Regions from separate parts of the Homo sapiens genome. Here region 1 is linked to region 2. A link is a contact called in ENCODE Hi-C or POLR2A ChIA-PET data. All regions are on one chromosome and are shown on one strand. The core of a region is the stretch at or near the end of the contact, and the rest is flanking DNA. Distances in the headings are between cores, read along the strand shown. Region 1 overlaps LOC105378956 (a long non-coding RNA gene). Region 2 has its middle 34 kb from the start of NECTIN1-DT.

Region 1 (5,956 bases), core at 1,851-4,350, 330 kb before region 2:
GATGTCATCAGCCCTTAATGGCTCACCCAGATATTGGGGAAGGAGCTAGAACTTGTCCTTCTCATCATCCTTTCCAGCCCCCACCAGAGCAAAGACTATCCCTCGCTGCGAGTAGGCATTTCCCCCTGGGGTCCCAGCAAAGAAAGTGTCTTTAGGACACTTCCCTGGGCAGAGAGCAGAAGGGCCCAGAACCCTGGAACTTGTCTGCGAAGCTCTGGGGCGTCTCCATCTTTGCTTGACTCCATCCAGAGTCTGAGCCCTGGCATCACCTTGGGTGGGGGCACCAGGCCTCTGGTCTGGATTTTGACAAGAGCCTCCTAACTGGCCTCCCTGCTTCTATTCTTGCCTGCTTTACAACGTGTTCTCCACATGCTCCCAGAGGGATCCTTTTTTTTTTTTTAATTTTAAAAATTGTTTATTTTTTTAAACTGGAGATGAGGTCTCACTCTGTTGCCCAGGCTGGAGTGCAGTGGTACAATCATGGCTCATCATAGACTGTTACCCCTGGGCTTAAGCGATCCTCCTACCTTGGCCTCCTGGGTAGCTGAGACCACAGGTGTGCACCACCACACTCAATTTCAGAGGGATCCTTTTAAAACCTAAATCAGGCCGGGCTCGGTGGCTCAGGCCTGTAATCCCAGCACTTTGGGAGCCTGAGGTGGGCAGATCATGAGGTCAGGAGATCAAGACCATTCTGGCTAACATCGAACCCCGTCTCTACTAAAGATACAAAACATTAGCTGGGCATGGTGGCACACACCTGTAGTCCCAGCTACTCAGGAGGCTGAGGCAGGAGAATCAATTGAACCCAGGAGGCGGAGCTTGCAGTGAATTGAGACCACACACTGCACTCCAGCCTGGGTGACAGAACAAGACTCTGTCTCAAAAAAACAAAACAAAACAAAAAAAACAAAAAACCTAAATCAGATTGTGCTACTCCTCAGCCAGAAACCCTGCAAAAGCCCCCCGCTGGGTGTCCCCTCAGGCCTCGGGCTACCTCATTCCCATGTCTTAGGGCTCTGCCCTTCCCTCTGCTCCCTCTCTGCACCAGCCACACTGGCCTCTGCAGTTCCAGGCATCTCCCTTCTCAGAGCCTTTGCTCTGGTTATGCCCTCAGTTTGGGTTAATCTTCACCCAAATACCTGCTTGGCTCATTCCCTCACCTCCTTCAAATCTTCATGCAAATCTCACCTCCCTACAGAGGCCTGTCCTCAATTCCCTTCAACACTATTCCCCCACTCCAACGCACCTAATCACCCAATGCTGATCTACTTTCTGTTTGTTCTTAGTCTTTCTCGCCTCATAATAGACTAATTTTCTTATTATCTTTGCAATGGAATCTGAGCTCCATGAGGGCAAGGATTTTGGTCTATTTCGTTCCCTGATACACCCATACACCAAAAGCCTGGCACATGCTGGGTGTCAATAAATATTTTTGAAGAAATGCTTTGGGGAAGGAAGGGCAGCTTATAGAGAGGAGCATATGTGGAAGAGCAGGAAACACTTTCTTTCTCTATTGGTGCCGGGGTGGGAGGAGGCCAGCCTTCTCAGCCGGTTTCCCAGCTCGTCTCCTGCTCAGAGCCTCTGGGGCCCTGTATTAGTCAAGGCTCTCTGGAGAAACAGAACCAATGGGATGTGTGTATATATATGTATTAAGAAAGATTTATTTAAGGAATTAGCTCATGCAATTTTGGGGGTCAACAAATCCCAAGATCTGCAGCCAGCAGGCTCAAGACCAGGAAAAGGTGACGTTCCAGTTCAAGTGAAGAAACTACCAATGTCCCAGCTTGAAGACAGTCAGGCAGGAGGAATTCCCTCTTAATTTTGGGAGGGTCAGCATTTTTGTTCTATTCAGGACTTCAACCGATTGGATAAGGGCCACCTAGATTAGGGAGGGCCATGTGCCTTCTTTAGCAGCGATTCGAATGTTAATCTCATTGAGAAACACTCTTGCAGACACACAGAGTAATTATTGACCAAAAGTCTGAGCACCTTGTGGCTGAGTAGAGTTGACATAAAATTCACGACTGCAAGCGCTTTGCCTGGCGCAGCCCTCACAGAGCAGGTTCAGGGACAGGTGACCTTTCACCAAGGAACAGTGCTCTATCAAGGTGGCCTGTTAGCACCACTCTTTCTCTTCTCCTGCTCTCCACGGGCCTGGAACCTGGGTAGAAGGAGAGGGAAGGTGGCCTAGAATGATCTTTGAGGCCTTGGCTCAGCCTTTGTTTTCTCATCTGTAATATGAACTTAAAAAAGTATCCCTTATCTTACAGTCATAAGGCTGAAATGAGAAAATGCTTTGGCAAACAGAATGCATTTTGCAAGCCTGAGGTATTAATCTTGCAAGCTACTCACTCCTACACTTCTCTGGCAAGTGTCTATCCACAACAAGGAAAGGGTTAAACCTGCCTTCTTATTTGTACAGTTTCTCATGTCCCTAGGAGGAGCAAAGAACAAGGCTTATAAATAGGACCAGGGTCTTTGCAAACAACAGTAGCAACAACACATTTGTCTGAGAGGCTAGGTTGAGAATTGGTGCTTGCTCCATCTTATGCCCTAGAGACAAATCTCGGACTGCTGAATTTCTCCACTCTCATGGCATTGCCCATCAAGAGGGATTGCAGTTCTGAACATGATGGATCAGATGCAATATGAGGTGCTTCATGTCTGCAGGCCTGTCCCAGGTGAGTTCTGCGCAGGTATGTCTGAAAGCCAGAGGATGAATGGGAGACCCGAGATCCTAAATGCTCAAAGAATGTATGTTCTCAGTGGTGCTTCCCACCATCCTCAGCACATCATCCCTTCCTCCTGGCCCTGTGGGGTTGGGAAGCAGAAATAGAAGGCACTTTCCTTTGTCCAGACCTTTTTTCTGGCTCCTCCACCCAGTCACTGGCAGAGCCAAAGTTCAGGTAGAAACTTGTCCAGCTGGATTGCCAAAACACCAGTGCCATCCGCTGCCCACCTGTGAAAGCTGCCTGGCAAGATGGAGTATGGATGCCTGTGCCATGATACCGGGTGACGAGAGGCACAGGGTGTTCCCAGCACAGGGGCCTATCATGGAGACAAATGACTGATGGAAACCTGCATTGATTGGGGCAGGGAAGTGTCTGTCCACCTGTCCCTGCCAACAGCAGAGAGCAAGGACTCACCCAATCCTTGTTCTCTGGGAGGGCCACACCCCATTACCCATCCTTGGATACTGTCTGTGTTGGGGCTTCACTTCAGAGGTGGATATGAAGCTGCTTGGTTTCATCTCGCAGTTGAGGTGAGGCTGATTCATTCATTCGATAGTTATTTACTGAGAGTCTATTCTGTGCCTGTCTATTGGCACTGTTTTCAATCTGGGAATCCAAGAACAAACAATATAGACAAGGTCACTTCTGTCATGGAACTTACATTCTAGTTGGGGAGACAACAGCACACATGTGAACACATGTAAAGAGGAGGAAAATGGCCCAGGTCTGGGCCTTGGATCAATCACTGACTAGCTGTATGACCTTGGGCAAGTTATTTAACTGCTCTCAACCTCAGTTTTCTCATATTTAAAGTCGGGAGGATAATAACAACATTGATGTCATAGGGTTGTTGTGAGAATTATTTGAAAGTATATGAAGGACACAGTAGAGTGCTTGGCTCACAGCAGATATTCCCATGTGCACATGTACCCATTGTTGTTATTGCTGTTGTTATAGTTAACATCACTTACCTAGAAATAGAATCAGAAGAGACCAAAATGCCATATTCTTTCTTTCAGTGAAGTGACACCCAGGAAGGGGTGAGCCACAAGCCATGTCTGTACAGCATCACAAGCTTTTAGTTGGTAAAACATCAATTCAGCCAACTCCTTGTGTGTTTGGTCAACAAAGGCTTTAACAACTGACTTGTTGTTGTTGTTTTTTTTTTTCATTGGTGAGATCAGGTGGTTGTTTGAATTGGATGAACCAACTGATTGTTCTAATTGAATGAATCAATTCATTGTTCTAATGTCATGGTGACCCAAACTAAGATTGGTTACAATTTTATCTAAGGCCCTGGGTGCTTTCTCTTTCACAACGAGCCTTTTGGCCTGGTTCTGTCTTAGTTTTATAGCTGTTAAAAATACGTGATTGAGTGTGAGGATGCACGTGTGTACATGTGTGCACATACACACATATATACACAGAAGACATGCCAACCCATCACTATCCCTGCTGAGTTGAGACCAAGAGAATGCGAACTTTATATTTTGCCAAAAGCTTTTACCTCTTCTCAGCCAGTTTTTTTTTTTTTTCCAGAGCAGAAGCCAAAGAGCCAAATGGCATAGTCTGAATGTGGTCACTTTCCTGCCAGCCACTGGGCCAGACTCTGGCTGTTGGCACAGGGTTCTGCTGCCTGTTGTGAGCTAGCATCAGCTCTGCCTGGCATGGAAAAGGGAGAGTTGGCATTGTCAGCCTGTAGGTGCTTGTGGGGAGAGGTAGAGGATGTTGGTTACTGGCAGGCAAACCTGTTGCCACTAAAACTTGGCACGTCTGGGCGGCTTCAGCAGTCCAGAGAGAGAATTAGCAGGGAGGAAGAGCTCCACAGAAGTGCCCGTCTGGCTCCTTGGTACTGTCCACGGAAAGAGATTTCTTCCTTGGTAGAGAACTTGGTACCTTGCAGAGGCAAATATATTCATAGTAGGGTAAGTCTATAAGTCTAACCATAATCCTAGGATGACTCTGACCCCATCATCTAGGAGAGGTCTCCTAGGGTTCTTTTTGTCCTATGTGTGGGGAATACACACATAAACACACACACACACACACACACACACACACACACACACACATTTTAGATGGAATTTTGCTCTTGTTGCCCAGGCTGGAGTGCAGTGGTGCCATCTCAGCTCGCTGCAACCTCTGCTTCCTGAGTTCAAGCGATTCTCCTGTCCCAACCTCCCAAGTAGCTGGGATTACAGGTGCACGCCACCATGCCCAGCTAATTTTTATATTTTTTATTAGAGACGGGGTTTCACCATGTTGCCAGGCTGGTCTCAAACTCCTGATCTCAAAGTGATCCGCCCACCTTGGCTTCCTAAAGTGCTGGGATTACAGGCATGAGCCACCGTGCCCGGCCCCAGGACTTATATTTTCTAAGTGTTTCCTGTAGAAGAAATAAATGCTGCTTCTGAGCTCTTGGAAATTGGTGAGCTAGTAGTGTCTTGAAAATTTCTCCTGTCTGCTCTGGGAGCATCATCTCCCACTGTCACCCCAAGCCCTTGATGGAGTCCATAAGGGCTCTGCTTCCCTGGGCCAGGAGACAGGCTGCATACCCAAGCACCTTTCCTTCCACATGCAGACAGCCCGAGAGCTCTGCCTGAGGAGCCAGGAGACCAGGATCCCAGGGTCAACACTGCCTTTTACAAGCTGTGGGACAGAGACAAGTTGCTTAACTTCCCCAGGCCTCAGTTCCCAGCTGCCCTACCTAAAGTGGTGAGGAGTAAATGAAATACTACAGGTGGAAGCAAACTGTAAATCGATGAACTTCAAACACATGCAAGGGGTTACATTATGCTCTCCACACAACCCTCCCGCCAGATGAGCTCCCTGGGATGACTTTCTCATCCTGTCTTTTTAGAAAGCTGCTTACTTGGATAAAGCTCTCAGGAGATGCAAGATGTTCATCCCGAGGGAACCTCCACTGCCTCCTGGCCTATCTGCCTGATCCATAGATTTTTCTCCACCCTGAAGCTCTAGGTCTTCTCCAAAGCTAGTCCCTGAGCAAGCGCAGACTTCAGCAGGGGAAGGGAGAGCCAGAACAACTACAGAAAAAGATTAGGGTCTCTTTCTATTCCTTTCTTGGTTTCCTGTTCTGAGATGGGTGAGCAGCCTGATTTATTTTTGACAAATGTATCTGCATTATGAATTATATTGGGGATGGAATTGTTACATTAAATCAAAGTTAATTTTTGACTTCTGTTCAGGGCGCCATAAATAAT
Region 2 (6,038 bases), core at 854-3,353:
AAAATAGTACAACCACTTTGGAAAACAGTACAGGCAAGTTTCTTAAAAAGTTAAGTATGGGCCGGGTGTGGTGGCTCACACCTGTAATCCCAGCACTTTCGGAGGCCAAGGCAGGCAGATCACTTGAGGTCAGGGGTTCAAGACCAGCCTGGCCAACATGGCAAAACCCTGTCTTACCAAAAATACAAAAATTAGCCGGATATGGTGGTGCATGCCTGTAGTACCAGCTACTCAGGAGGCTGAGGCAGGAGAATCGCTTGAGCCAGGGAGGCGGAGGTTGTAGTGAGCTGAGATGGCGCCACTGCACTCCAGCCTGGAAAACAGAGGGAGACCCTGTCTCAAAAAATACAATTAAAAAAAAAAGTTAAGTATAATACAGCCCTTCCACTCCTAGGTATTTATCAAAGAGAACCAACTTGTACACAAATGTTCATGCAGCCTTATATATAATAGCCAAACCTGGAAACAACCCAAATGTTCATCAGCCAGTGAATATGGACAAACAAAATGGTGGTAAGTCCATATAATGGAGTGCTACTCAGAGACATAAATGAATAAACCATTGACACATGCAGCATGGATAAATCTCTACTGAGCTGAGTGAAAAAAGCCAGACCCTCCAAAATAAGAGTCCATCTTGTATAATTCCATTTATATGAAATTCTATTAAATGCAAACTAATCGATAGTGACAGAAGGCAGACCAGTGGTTGTGGGGGGCAGTGGGTGGAGAGAAGGGGAGGGATTACAAAGGTGGATGAAGAAACATTTGAGGGTGATGGCTATGCTTACTATCTTGATCGTGGTGATGGCCACAGGTATATGCATATGTCAAAATGTCTCCAATTGAGTGTTATACATCTGTTTACTGTGTGTCAGTTATACCTCAATAAAGCTATTTTTACAAATGCAGTGATAGGATAGAGCATCTGGTGGCCATTTTAGATTATTCATCAGGGAAGGCCTCCCTGAGGCGATGACATTAAGCTGAGCTCTGATTGACAAGAAGTAACAGCCAAGCGGGGGTCTGGGGAAGAGCATTCCAGGCAGCAGGAACAGCACAGGCAAGGCCATAGGAGGTGAGAAGGAGACTGGCCTGTTTGAGGAAGAGACAGGTTCATTTCCAGGGAGGGGCAAGTGGTGCAAGGCGGGGTCAGAAAGGCAGACGAACCCAGGACAGTGGGGCTTTGCAGACTAGGCAGGAGATTTGGTTTACGTTCTAAGTAGGTGAGAAACCACTGGGTGGATCCTAAATAGAAGAGTGACATGATCTGTTCCTGATTATTCGGAGTTTTAAAAAATCATTTTATTTTGTATAAAAGGCATGTATTACCTATTAAAATATTATTTTGTATAAAAGGCATGTATTACCTACTAAAAATAAAATACATATTTAAAACAAGATCGTTCTCACTGTCATATGGAGAATAGATTGCAAATGCATGAGAGTAGAAGCAGGAAGCTCCGTGGAAAGGCTACTGCAGTCACCAGGCAGGAGAAGGAGGCTGGGGCCAGAGTGGTGGCAGTGGAGGTGGGAGGGGGCCTCTGAAATCTGGTTTTGAGATAGGGTCTAGAGCACATACTGGTGAGAGGGGCGTGGTGGAAAAAGGGGGCTTCGAGGCTGGTCCTGCATATGTGTGTGCAGCTGGTCCTCAGGACGTGGCTGCCTTCTGACCTCCATAGACCCTCTCCATCATTCCCTCCCCTGGGCAGCCCAGAGAACCTGGGACATACCCAGAACCCTCTGGCTTAGCCACCTGTGGTTGGTTATGTCTTCCTCCCTCTCTGGACAAAGATCTCTTCTTCCTACCCCAGCACCTAGTACAGTGCCTGACACAAGGCATGCATCCAACACCTGTTTGTGGAATAAGCAAGTGAAAGGACGAATGGCTGATGAGCTATTAATAATTAACTCATGGGAGCAAGGGAGGTAAGGAAGACATTCCCACCTGCTCTGGCCTCAGTATTAGACCTTCTCCTGCCCTGCCCCACCCCCAGTTACCTCCCCATCAACTTCAGCAGCCCTGCTGTTCTGTCTACCCAGAAGCTGCAACCGCGTGGCAGGCTGCTGGGCAGTCAGTGCTAGCCGGCTCCTGCCAGCAGGCCCTGACCTAGTTTGAGAGCCAGCCGAGGAGGATGATGTCACAGAGAATGCAGCTCCTCAGACTGAGGCTTAGCAAGCTGGCTCTGAGGCTGGATTCAGCTTAAATGCCAGAAATTTGGATAGCATGCTGTCCACAGGGATATCAGAGAAAGATGGGGGCAGGACTAAGGGCAGGACTAGTAGCACCTTGGAGAGACTATTCTCTTCTGGGCACCTGGATCTGGTTTTCAAGCCCTTTTAAGGGCAGCCTGGATTGTGCGCTGTGAGGCCTGTCTCCCAAGTCCTGTGGGGAGGTGTCAGGAACACTGGGGAAGGACCAGGCAGATGTGAAGAGCTCCTCAAGTACCTCTCCAATGACTTCAGTCATTAATGAGTTTGTGAATTCAAACATTTTCTGGCCAGGTGTGGTGGCTCACACAATGGCTGAGGAAGGAGGATCACTTGAGGCCAGGAGTTCAAGACTTGCCTGGGCAAAATCGAAACACCCTGTCTCTACAAAAGAAAAAAGCAAAAGAAAAAGAGAGAGAGAGAGAGAAAGAGAAAGAAAAAAAGAAAGAAAGGAAAGAAAGAAAGAAAGAAAGAAAGAAAGAAAGAAAGAAAGAAAGAAAGAAAGAAAGAAAGAAAGAAAAGAAAGAAAAAGAAAGAAAGAAAGAAAGAAAGAAAGAAAGAAAGAAAGAAAGAAAGAAAGAAAGAAAGAAAGAAAGAAAGAGAAAAAATAATTAATTGAAAAAATGTATTTTCCAAACATTTAAATATCCACAGGGCAGGTCAAGCACAGTGCTACTGCTGAGGGGCTGGGTGGTTAGGACATGGCCTCCACTCTCAGTTGCTCACTATCAAAGGTCAGAGAGAAACATCAATAAAAAAAGCCAAACCATAAGCAGTTAATTGTTAAAACAAAGAGATGTGCCTAACTGTGTGGCCAGCTCAGTGAGGCAGAAGCCTGGGAGACTTCTCAGTGGAGCAGAAGCCTGGGAGACCTCTCAGTGGAGGTGGATCTCAGAGAAGATGCAAAGAATGCGTGGAATCTCTCTCAGTGGCTAAGGGGTACAGCCAATCCCAACAGAGGGGTCAGCACAGGCCAAGGTCTCAAGAACCAAGGGAGCATGGTACATCAGCGGCAGCACAAGTTCATGACCAGAGAACCGCCCTCGATGTGGGGAGGGAGAGGTGGGCTGCAGAGGAACACAGGGAACATGACGCCAGACAGGCAGCGAGTGCTGTGCTCAAATGTTCATATGTCGTTCTGTCAGCAATGGGGAGCTAGTGTCCAGGAGGAGACCTGGACAGCATTTTAGGGTGTCGGCAGCCTGGTGGATGCAATGGGGTCCAGAGTGTAAGGTGGGAGGCGGGGGCACTGAGGAGACCTGTGTCCTGATGGGCAACCGTGAAGTCCAGAGCAATGGAGCTGGAAGGGAGGGCGCTGGGCAGACCCTGTGAGGCAGCTCTGGCCCCTGCACTCTGGGGCTCAGCTTGTGCCCAGCTCATGCTCTCTGCTCCCACCCTTCACTCTGCATGCTGGGCACCCCACAGAGCCCAAAACATCCTTCCCTCAGGGGTATGAACGTTAAGTCCTTTCTGCCCTCCCTTTACTGCCCCGACCTCCAGCCTCAACTTAATGCTGTGTATGGAGGAAATGGGAAGAGCTGCAGAGACAAAACAGGACATGAGCAAGGTACAGCAGTGGCCACCGTGGTAGGAATGGGCTGCCGGGTCTCCCTGCAGGCCTAGGAGGGTCTCCTTTCAGAAGCAAGATCTGAGGTTCTCCCCATTGCAGCCCACCCTTGCATCTGGGCTTCTGCCGAGCACCACCTTTGAGATGAGCCCATGGACAGGGGTCCTCAAAGCTTGGACTCTTCCCCACCAAACCATGAAATAGAAGCATGGCCCCCCGGGGAGGCCAGATGAAACTATTGAGGGAAAAGCCTTCCCACCCCACCCCCAACATTGAACACTCAGTCCCTTTGGAGTGGCACCTCCCAAAGGCTGGACATCCAGGAGGCCCTGACTGCATCCCCAGGGATAGAGAATGCTTCTGAGTGGTCTCAAGCAGGGGGAAGGGAAAGTGGGGCTGGATCTCTTAGCTAGAGGGAGTAAGCCCTGAGTGCCCACTTGATGCAGTGTGACACCAAGCCCCCAAGGCAGCGTGGATAGTCCACATCATGGTAACTGAGTCTGACATCTCCCTGGTGCCCTCGGCACACACCTTCCCAGCCTCCTCTACCCCAGGACCCTGGAAGGTCAGGGCCAGCCAAAGGATGGCCTTGAAGACCCACTATGGTCCAGGGGGTTTACATTGCAGGGGCTGGCGTGCACCTACACCTGCGCAGGTGGGTAGGAGAAAGGGATTTTCCCAGGCCTGTGAGTCAGCTGGGGCAAAGGGAAGGTGTGTGGGTGGAGCAAGAAGGCAGATTTCAGGATGGGACAACTGAGGCAGCTGGAGAAAGACAGTTTGGTGCCATAGAAAAAGCCCTGAGAGAAAGCAGCCCAGGTCTCATCCCAGCTGGGACACTCCCTTGGGGTAAATCACCTAACCTCCCTGAACCTCAGTATCTTCATCTATAAAATAGAGAAAATAATATTCCCACCACATAGGGTTCTTGTGGAAAACAAAGGGGATGATATACAGGAGAGCTCACTGAAAAGGAAATGCTGGCCGGGCGTGGTGGCTCATACCTCTAATCTCAGCACTTTGGGAGGTCGAGGTGGGTGGATCACTTGAGGTCAGGAGTTCGAGACCAGCCTGGCCAACATGGTGAAACCCCATCTCCACTGAAAACACAAAACAATTAGCCAGGTGTGGTGGCATGTGTCTGTAATTCCAGCTACTCGGGAGGCTGAGGCAGGAGGATCCCTTGAACCCGGGAGGCAGAGGTTGCAGTGAGCCAAGATTGTGCCACTGTACTCCAGCTTGGGTGACAGAGCAAAACTCCATCAAAAACAAAGAAAGGAAGGAAGGAAGGAAGGGAGAGAGAAAGAAAAGAAAAGAAAAGGAAATGCTAAACAGAGGTCAGTCCAGGTTGTGAAGGGATGAAGCTGGAGCCTGTGACGGTATGAGCCACCAGGGAGTGGTGGCCAGGGGCAGCTGGGCTAGGCAGCAGGACCAAACTCTCCCTCCCAGCAGACAGAGGTGGTGGGAGGGGGGGCCTTGCTGAGATTGTCATGTGGGTCTGGCCCCATTCCCTACCTTGAGGTCTACAGGGGCTCAAGACTTTGGGGGAGTCTCTTCCCATAGTGTTTCTCAGCCTTCACAACTGAAGGAGCAGGCAGAGATTAGGCAGGGGGTACCTCGGGGCCATAAACACCCCAGCCCGACCCCACTCACCTGGGCCTTTCTGATGAGCAGCTTTAGAATCCACTTTGACCTTCAAGAATAAAACCATCATTCTTACCAGAACCACTTGATATGTTCCATTGTATCCAGTGGAACCAAGTAACAAAGCCGAGTCCCCATAATGTCCTGTGATAACAGTAACAATCATTACTAGCATTTGGACACCCTGTAGAATTACAAGGCACCTGCCTGTTTAATTGCCTTCCTTAATTCTCACTGCAACCGTAGAAGGTAGGTGGTGAATTATGATCCCCATTTTTAAGTTGAGGAAATGGGGGTGTTCAGAGAGCTAAATAACTTGCCTAAGCTTACACAGCTGTGTAGCAACAGAAGCAAGCTCTGAGCCCCTCTCCAGCCACCATAACCCCATATGCATCGCTAATGCCCCTTGACGTTCCTCACAGAACCCTGCAGATGCTTCACCTCCTAAATAGAGAGGATCTGGACTGGGAAGCCATGAAGTTTCCAGAGACCAGCATGGGCTCCATTCTGTCTGTGTCTGAGCCGTGCTATTCTGCCCCTCCTGGGAGATCTAGGGAGGGAGGGTGGCCACACCCCCATATTGCCAGCCGGCATCTCCTGAGCACCTGCTGTGCATGGG

What was found. Hi-C counts contacts between places; a loop is a spot of excess contacts on that map. ChIA-PET counts read pairs that join two places held with the same protein, here RNA polymerase II (POLR2A). Pooled maps may share reads with other maps.
Region 1: a map of lower leg skin shows a loop between it and region 2 (26-fold over the local background). The contact joins two enhancer-like sites. A Hi-C loop is called at or near these places in 2 of 168 maps with a recorded cell type or tissue (lower leg skin and mammary epithelial cell) and 3 of 50 pooled maps. POLR2A ChIA-PET finds 5 or more read pairs at or near these places in 1 of 52 experiments (SK-N-SH).

Annotation. Positions count from the first base shown.
Region 1 is chr11:120,087,640-120,093,595 of GRCh38, reverse strand. It overlaps LOC105378956 (a long non-coding RNA gene), which reads left to right. Exons shown (of 3, transcript XR_001748415.1): 2 at 2,561-2,684. Among named protein-coding and RNA genes, the nearest start is that of TRIM29, 47 kb to the left of the region's middle. Within about 2 kb of position 3,100, at least 4 of the 41 ENCODE cell types and tissues checked have a DNase peak (open chromatin) inside an H3K27ac peak, as active enhancers do.
Region 2 is chr11:119,760,641-119,766,678 of GRCh38, reverse strand. No RefSeq gene overlaps it. Among named protein-coding and RNA genes, the nearest start is that of NECTIN1-DT, 34 kb to the right of the region's middle. Within about 2 kb of position 2,103, at least 8 of the 41 ENCODE cell types and tissues checked have a DNase peak (open chromatin) inside an H3K27ac peak, as active enhancers do.